Regions from separate parts of the Mus musculus genome. Here region 2 is linked to region 1. The links are chromatin loops, found by intact Hi-C in ENCODE. Cell type or tissue: left cerebral cortex. All regions are shown on one strand. Each heading gives the region's core, and the rest is flanking DNA. Links, peaks and the distances in the headings are about the cores only. Region 1 holds the start of Slc9a9 (solute carrier family 9 (sodium/hydrogen exchanger), member 9). Region 2 overlaps Slc9a9 (solute carrier family 9 (sodium/hydrogen exchanger), member 9).

Region 1 (4,396 bases), core at 265-4,264:
ATGTGTTGTATCGCTAAAATATGCACAGCCCTTTGATCTGATGCTTAGGATGACAGTGTTTCTGGCTTCTCAGATTACACCCTGCATCTTTTTGATTATTTATTACCCAAGATAGAGAAAGCTCCTGGTAAATCGATTATGGAGAAAGGGAGAATGACTCACGTCTAGGGCTCGGCCTCTGAAAGCGCTGTGCCCTTCTCTTTTGGCCTGTCTCTCCCACCCTGAAAAGTTTTGCTGTGTGCTGTAGGACCTTCAGTACAAAGAAACTTAGTGGAGCTCTGAATTGGCTTCGAGAAAGCAAGCTGCACTACATGGCCTTAACGGTCTGTCCTACAGCTCAAGTGGCTCAAGGGTAGGCTATCTCATGCTTTCCCTTCAGGACCATTCCTTGTTAACATCAGTCCATCACACGCTTAGCACATGAAAGGTGCCCTCATCTTGTTTCCCTGGAGCCCAGACATATAAAAGGGCCTCCTCCAAAAAGAAGGAGAAGTCAAAAAGTATGTTCTTTGCTATCCGTTTTGGCAGCCCTTGACTGTTCCCATTATGTTCAAAGCTGTTACCTTTTACTTGGTAGGATAAGGGTCATGAAGTCAGTTGGTAGTGAGACAATTTGTCTCAGTACCAGCTCAGTGCTAGTGCCTTGTAGCTCATCTTAATAAACTAGATAAACCAGGCTAGTCTGTACAAACTCCATAATCACATTTTATTAAACTTCCCAAAAATGATGGATGCCATGGTAACTTGCACAGAAAGAGCATCACTTTGGGAGGTTAAACCTTAAATTAAAACCTTTTTTCCCCTCTGTAGTTTAAAGAATTGGGTGTTCTTACTTATACATATTATTCCAGCACCCAGGAGGTTGAAGCAGGAAGATCACTGTGAGTCTGAGGCCAACCTTGTCTATAGAGTGAGACCTGTCTAAAATGAGAGAGAGAGAAAGGGGGAGAGAGAGGGAGAGAGAGAGGGAGAGAGAGAGGAGAGAGAGGGAGAGGGAGAGAGAGAGAGAGAGAGAGAGAGAGAGAGAGAGAGAGAGAGAGAGAGAGAAGTGTGTGTGTGGTGTGAGAACACAAATAAGTATTATAAACAAGACCATATTAAATCAGGCTAAGCAATGGAAAATGTTAAATAGGAAATTCTTGGTTTAACACTTTTATTATCAGAAGCTAAAATAGTGTTCACAGGATGAAAAAGGATTTGGACACAATTATTCCCATTACAAGGGTGGGGTCTGTTTCTACGAGTATTTCTTCTTGAAAATAGTTGAAAGGGTATTTCCTCCATGCAGTCTGAAGCCATTCCCTTAACTTTGCCTGGCTCCTCTGGCTGCCTGTGGAAGAGGCTGCGCTGACTGACTGCATTGCCACCACAACCTACTACCATGACTAGCGCTCCATGACTCCCCGCATGACAAAGGACTGCAGCTGTCAACAGACTCACATACTGTGCTGCCTCAGAGCCTGTCACTGTGACAGCTGCTCTGTGGTCAGGCGGAATTTCTGCCGCTCCTCTGGAAAGAGGTTAGCATCCCTAACACTGCGGCACCTCTCGCTGAGCTAATGACACTTCAATCAGCATGTTCCCCTCACTTTCTGCACTTTGCCATCTGAGCACAAGTCTCTAATTACTACGCCCAGGCAACAAGTTACACATCTACCCCACCATTTACACACTCACCATACACCATCGCCCCTCCAGTCTCATGCAAGAAGCGGAATCGGTGATTTTTAAATAACCAGATTGTTAAAATGGTAAGGATGAGCAAAAAATTAAACGCGAGTAGCTCCACTGCTCCCTGGTGTTGAAAATGATCTTCATCCTTCCCTGACGTAAACCGAAGCTGCCCAGCCATTCTCCACTCGACCGACTGTGATGCTCAGAGAAATCCCTGGACAAGGGATGAGCCCTTAGATGAGGGTTGCCTAGGATAGACTGGCGCCCACAGAATTTCAGAATAAACGCTGCTACTTTGTTGCTACTTCGCAAGCAATTCAGATGGCTTAGCATTCAGACCGGCTTCTCGTTACAACTTCCTGTTTCTCTCTTAAAGCAGCCCCGTCTCTTTTCAAACTCCAGAGGGTGGTTTCATCATAAAAGATTCTGTCTTTAAATGATTCACTCTGGAAAGAGATCTTCCACACTGGTCAAATCTGCCAGCAAGATGCTGATGTCCAGACTCGTGGCCCTCCTGTTTCCAGCATGATTTCTTAGTCTGTATGCAACTGGCAAATTGTACATTGATAGTAAGACAGTTCAACCCGGCACATCAATAGTTTTCAGATTCAAAAGGGCAAGTCCAGACCCTTAACTTCACCTACTCAGGTTTCTCCCCTCCCACCACAGCCTCCCAGGGGAGGATTGACAGGTATGATTTCACAGGACTATTTCTGAAGTTGAGAGGCACAGATCCAGTGCACGATTCTCTGACTTTTTATAATTGCCGGTCAACTAAAATAATCAAAAAGAAAAGTCTAGCCCCAGTCCTTTAACGGTGCTATTTAAATTTGTTGAAGAAAAAAAGGAAGAGAGATAGAGAAGGTGGAGGATGGAGGGAAGAAGGGAGGGAGGGAGAAAAGGGAGAGGGAGGTGTTTAAGACTGGTACCTCCAGTTCTTCTGCTTCCTAGGCAAACATCAAGATTTCCTTGTCTTTACCAATCAGTCACCATGCAGCCAGGTCTGCTGTGGAGACCCCCACATCTCACCACATGGTAAAATGGACGAGTGTTAATGTCTGGCTTCTATTCTGATAGAATTAGAATTCCATTTCTGTATTGTAAGGCACCCTGAAAAAAATATGACACTAAAGGCTTTGAGACAAACACATAATAATATTATGGTCTTACAGACCTGTAACTCTAGCGTTCAGGAAGCTGAGGCAAGAGGATCGCTGTGAATTCAAGGTCTCCCTGAGCTACATAGACACTGGAAGGTAACTACCCATCGGAAAGCTAATTTCCCACTCTGGGAGAGCATCAAGCACTCCAGTGCCTCAGCCTCTTTGCTTATGCAACTCCGAGCTGGAGTTGGTTTTCTCTGTGTGCTTGGCTCAGCAGGGGGCATCTGTGTGCACAGCAGATGTTTTTACCCATGGTCCCTTTTGGCACGCATCTCTGTGATGACTAATACTGGAGTTGTCTTGAAGCCTGTCAGCTATTGCTTGCAAGCATTTGCCAGCAGCCTCACCTTCCGTATTCAAAAACCCACAGGTGAGTCGTTAGATTTACAAGATAATGCAAATTCAAAAACGAGAGAACTTCCTGGTTTTGCTGCTTTTAAGGCAGACTTGCTCTTCGATTGTCTTACCACATCTCTTTCCCTCTTCCTGTGAAGAGACCCAGGAAGTGGGTGAGAAGGAGCAGGAGATTGTTTGCCTGACTCTACAAGCTTTTCAAAAGCTTTAAGCTTGCTGTTGAAATAAGGCAGTGTAGGAAGATGAAGGAATTGTGGGTAGAGAAAGGAAGGCCTCACCTGGAAGCCTGGCCCAAGCCTGCTGCCTGGAGCATGGAGAATGGCAGCACTGTCAACAGCAGTTGGCTAGGACGATTTGGAACAAAGACAGTATTTCTCGTCCATAGAGACGCTTCACTGGGAACATTAAAATGGAAAGCTGTTTTCTTGAGGCATAAGGACACATGGCCTCTCTACCTTTCCAGTTGTAAAAGCTAGGACTCTCAAAACATCATTTACAAGCAAAAGACTGGTTCTAACTCTCTGATTCAACTCTGTAACTAATTTTTTGTTTGTTTGTTTGTTTTTTCATATTATCAGTTTACAATCCCATCCAAGGCGTCTCTGGGAAGACCGTAAATTTTCATTTGTTAAAAGAAAGGAGAGGGCTGGCGAGATGGCTCGGTTGAGTAAAGGTACTTGCTGCCAAACCTGATGACTTGAGTTCGATTCCCTGGGTCCGTGGGTTCAGTGGAGAGAACGAACCCTTGCAAGCATTCTTCTGGTCCTTCTCATGATTCAATGAGTGCTGTCCTGAGGCCAGCTGTCAGTGTTGACGGTGTCTCCCTCAACAATCTGCACTGTGGCCTTGCTCCCATCCAGCTACCTTGCTTCCTTTGTGAATCTGTGTGAACCGTGTTTTCAGTTCTTTGGATAAGAAACCTAGTAACCAGAGCTGCCTGACCCCAGACACTAACCAACAGTAACAGTTCTGGGTCCTAGTAAAACTAGAACAACTAATTACAGGAATAGCCAAGGTTCCCAACATTACTAAGTGCTGTGCTGTCTATATTAAGGAGATAGATGCTGACAGATGGACGATTATCAACTGGAAATGACGGCACTGTGCTGGCACCTGATGACGATAACCCTTCAAGCCACAAGCTCACAGGAACCTGGTTTGGAACTCAAAACACAGCGGTTGTCTTAACTAGCTTTGGATTGTGA
Region 2 (4,396 bases), core at 220-4,219, 56 kb before region 1:
AGCTGATGGCTGCTCAGCCCTGGAGGTCGGGCCATTTACCTTGCACAGTTGTCTCATTTTGTATGTTTTAGAGAGGAAAATCAGCAGCTTTCTTCATGGTGACAGTCGTCCCATCCATCGTCAGCGTCCATTTTAATATAACCCAAACTCTATCCTTCATGTTTAGGGTTTGGCTGACTCTGAAATCCACAAGTAATTTTACCAAAATGACATCTCACACCTGCTTGTTAAAACAGGCTTTTAAAAGAGCCACCTCTTCCTCTTCGCCTCAGCAGGCAAAGCAATGAGAACCTTAAAACGATTTTGAGATCTGAATTTGGAATAACACATGACGATGTCTCTAAGCACATTCAAAATCAGCTCTGACTCTGAGCAGGTTTGGGGACATAAAAGTATATTCTAGATTTACCAGGTTGTGTTGCGCTCTGAATCTAGTCTGTATGCAAATCCTTGGAATGCTGAGAGAATGTAACACTCTTCTATATTCCAAACAAAATACATTACCCTCAAAATTTAAATATCTGTTCTTCAAATCTGAAGTCTGGGGGCACCGGACCGATTTCCTATCACTTTCTACAAATGTGTGTTGGCTTAAGTTAGGGACAGGATTTCTAATACTCTGCCATTTACATCTGCAGAAGGAAAATTGCTAACATAACTCTCCATCCTTGGGTAAAATCATTACCCACCTCCTCAAAATAAATTGTGTGTAAAACATTTATCTCTAGTATGTTTTCTTGATTCTGATTTAGTGGACTTATACAATGAAGTGACCACTGTACAAAAATCATTAAATCTAAATGAAAGGGAGGGCAAATTCTAAAGCATTATACAGTCAAACCTTAGTCTAAAAGCTACTTTTCTCAATAAACTTCTTTACAAGCTCGTGGTTTTTTGAAGCTGTCTTATTAGAGAAAAAAGATTAAACTATAAATCAAAATAGAAGACTCAAATAGTATTTGATGTCAAAAAATCGGAATTTATAAAAGGGTATTTCTTTTCTAGATAAGAATATTTTTAGCCTATAACGTATCACGAGCAGTGTTCTATCCAGGTTTTGTATAACTAAGCTAAGAACATTGTTTCGATGGAGGAGAACATATCCCAACAGATGTTTCTGATTTGAGAGAGGTTGTACAACTTAAGACTTCTCACCATAAGAACTCTGCAAACTCACTTCAGGGCACTTTTCTTAGTGTGGAATTTATTCTCATAGAGTCAAAGAACTCACCATAGTCAGGGTGAAAAATACACAAAACTGAGGTCAGAGCCCTTCTGGCTTTTTCTGGAGAATAACCTTTTCATTTCAACACAAACAATCAAGAGTTTCTTGAAATTTAGCTGCCTTAAGCACACAATCAACTGGGGGAAAAAAATCAAGTTATGGAGAAAATCAGCTAAGTATCCAAAGGCCTCTCTCTTTCTCAGTCCAGTAAAAGAAAATTGGAATCAAAAAAACTTACCCAAGAGTCTGTTTTAGGAAAAAAAAAAAAAGCTAGAGCTACAAAGGCAACTCTATGGCTAAATGTTTGCTGCTCTCACAAAGGACCAGGGTTCAACTCCCAGTACCTACACTATGGCTCATGGCTGAATAGAACACCAGTTCTAGGGGATCCAGTGCCCTCTTCTGGTCTCCGTGGCTACAAGGCATGCAAGTGGTGCACAGACATACACATAGGGAAAATACTATTACACAAAATAAAATAATTTTAAAAATTATTTTGAAAAATACCATTTTTAAAAAATATATATATTTTAGGTGCTTTTTGATGATGTTTGATGAAGTTAAAATTTATCTTGAGAAATTAATTATCAGATCTCTTAACAATTATTCAGCTTAAAACCAAAAGCTATTTTCTAAACTATTATCTAAAAAATGTTTCTGTATTTTTTTTCTTCTTGAATGACCTCACAAAGAGGAGCGTTGAGTCAACCCTCTTGTGCCCTTTTCAAGCTCTGAGAGGGAGGATTAACTAGTTAATTCAGCTAATATTATCTATAAATTATTGCACTAATTTATCTATAAACTATTGCTGAATAGAGGGCGTTTGGCTAGGGGGTGTTTTTGAGGGTTTTGTTATGTTACAAAGCTGATCTTAAACTCACTATGTAGCCCAGATGGCCTTAAACTCGTAGTGATTCTCCTGCCTCCGATTCACACATTTATATGACTATAGGTTTAGGTCTATAGTTAACATTTTTGTATTAAGTAAAATGATCCAATTTTTGTCAGACTTAACAGACAAAGGAGTATTCTTTCCAAGTCCTCATGAATATTCCTTGATGCTGGTGTTCAGTTTTACAGCGAGTCTGTCTCCTCTGTGTATGAGAGCTCTCATCTCACCCACCAGGCAGATGACACTGAGCCAAGAGCCAGTCTCCTTCCAGTATGATCCTAACACATCCTCTTCCAGTATGATTCTAACATGGCTTTGACAAGTTACATCGCATACATGGCCATAATTACATCGCATGAAGAATATTAACACTATTCAAAAATTCTTCAACATGTTTAAATAACTATGAGCAACTCAACGTTAGACTATGTCTCTTTAATTTTATGGAAATTTAAAACAAAAATAATGTTTCAATTCTTCCAGAATATAGGAAATTTTCAACGTGGAAAGAATGGAATCAAAGCATATGTTTTGGAAGGATAGTGTGTTAGCTAAGCATATTTCTTGTAACTGATTCTACTGGAAGCCTAGAGGGAGGAAGAGGGACGTGGGTGGAAATTATTTGGCAACCTTAGAAGCAGATACTTTAAAAGTAGTTGTATTTTCCTAATATGATAGATGGAAAAATAGTTAAATTTAGAAGGAATAGGAGAAAAACATTTGGGTGAGTTGTATTTTTTCCAACAGGAATATCAATTTCTCGCTCCCTACAAATTCAATGGAAAGAGCCAAGCTAAACTACAGGTCAGTGGAAGCAGCAGATCATCTGAGTCTAAGAAGAACTTAGAGACACAGCTCCTGAAACATGTAGTGTGGGCTGTAATTGAGCAAGTTCATGCTAGCCAACCTGCATGCTCTGTGTATGTATTTCCTCTAGGGGACCTAAACTCGGTTTTTGAAATATTTGAGAACACGGTGCCATTACTGGTGCTAGACATTTAGTAACATGAAGTTTTACCTCCAGGCTCTGAACAACTTTATCATTTATAGACAGACATCTTTGAGGAGAAATTTAAATCATAGCTTGCATGATAAGCAAATGAAAAGAATAGGTTAAAATCTCATTGAGGTTGAAAGAGCTGGGTGAATAAAGCTGTACATGGGTGCATATACTGCATATGTGACATGGGTGCATATACTACATGTGTGATTATGTTATTTATCACATGTCTCATATGTCTCAATTTGTGGTGGTGGTGGTGTTGTTTCGATTGACTGATTTGAAGAACAAATCAGAGTGGGGTAGACCCTTAACCACTTTTGAAAAACATTTTCAGAGATCCAGAAATCTGAGCAAATAGTTATCCTCCGACAAATATTCACATTTGGGGAAGTAATCGAGCCTCGGTGTTTGTATCAGTATGGTAGATGGATGCTGCTGCGACAGTCTCCTTATCACTATAAAATGAAAACATAATGAACTACATAGAAACACTGTGGGCAGGAGGTTATGAAAACAGTACCTTTTACCGCATTTCTAACCTTTAATGGAATTGCCTTTCCTTAGACACAGAGAACTGAGAAGTGAAATTACTCCCTAAAGCCTGAACCATGCACAGTAAATACTCACACTCTTCCAAATGAGTTTCTCCGTACATTCCTCTCTCCTAGGATAATGTTTCCCCTCTTTCTGCACTCCTAATTCCTCTCCACTGGGATAAGGGAGTAATTGTATTTAGCTCTGTGCAGTGCAGTGTGAAATAATCAGGTCATTGGTTTCTGTGGAGGCCTTAAATCTGCAGCCTACAATGGCTACTGTTTTGTTGCAAATTAACAGCAACATCTTCACAATCATGTAAGCAATTTATCTTGTTGTGGAGGAAGCCAGAGGTTTGCCTAGGAAGAAGAGTGTTTGGTGATGGAATGCTAAGTTATAAGAAATCAATAGGAACAAGTAAGCTTGGAAGGAGAACTGGCAGCGAGACTCAGAAGCAATACCAACAGGAGGTGTAGAAGGAAGGGACTGTTGTCATGTTATATGGCACAAAAAAAATGTAATTAAGATATGACCTGTAAAAACATGGCCTGAATCACAGTTAATGAAAGGTCAGCAATATAATAGGATAAGTCTCAGGCATCTCTTGCCTCTGACAGTTTGGATAGTTAAGAAGAAGCAAAAGCCTCAAGAGAGCTAATACCCATTCCTTATTAACATAGAGGAACTAAAGTTAGGTGTGGGCTATGGTGCAAGCATTGTACTCATAAGAGACATTCTAAGA

The links. Peaks named below come from ENCODE experiments on the same cell type or tissue, not always from the same donor. Only the 100,000 strongest peaks of a DNase experiment are listed, where the experiment ranks them.
Region 2: a loop joins it to region 1, with 2.8 times the contacts of the local background. A loop is called at or near these places in 2 of 42 quality-filtered maps.

What each region holds. Positions count from the first base shown.
Region 1 is chr9:94,667,518-94,671,913 of GRCm38, reverse strand. It overlaps Slc9a9 (solute carrier family 9 (sodium/hydrogen exchanger), member 9), which reads right to left and starts at 2,022. Exons shown (of 16, transcript NM_177909.5): 1 at 1,678-2,022. The coding sequence starts at 1,852. In left cerebral cortex, for the core only: CTCF peaks have their summits at 1,790 and 3,059; DNase peaks (open chromatin) are centred at 1,471, 1,990, 2,634 and 3,062; H3K4me3 peaks cover 2,615 bases; H3K27ac peaks cover 2,443 bases.
Region 2 is chr9:94,723,268-94,727,663 of GRCm38, reverse strand. The region is part of intron 4 of Slc9a9 (solute carrier family 9 (sodium/hydrogen exchanger), member 9); the gene reads right to left. Among named protein-coding and RNA genes, the nearest start is that of Mir7656, 26 kb to the left of the region's middle. In left cerebral cortex, for the core only: no CTCF peak of the experiment used is centred there; DNase peaks (open chromatin) are centred at 2,346 and 2,702.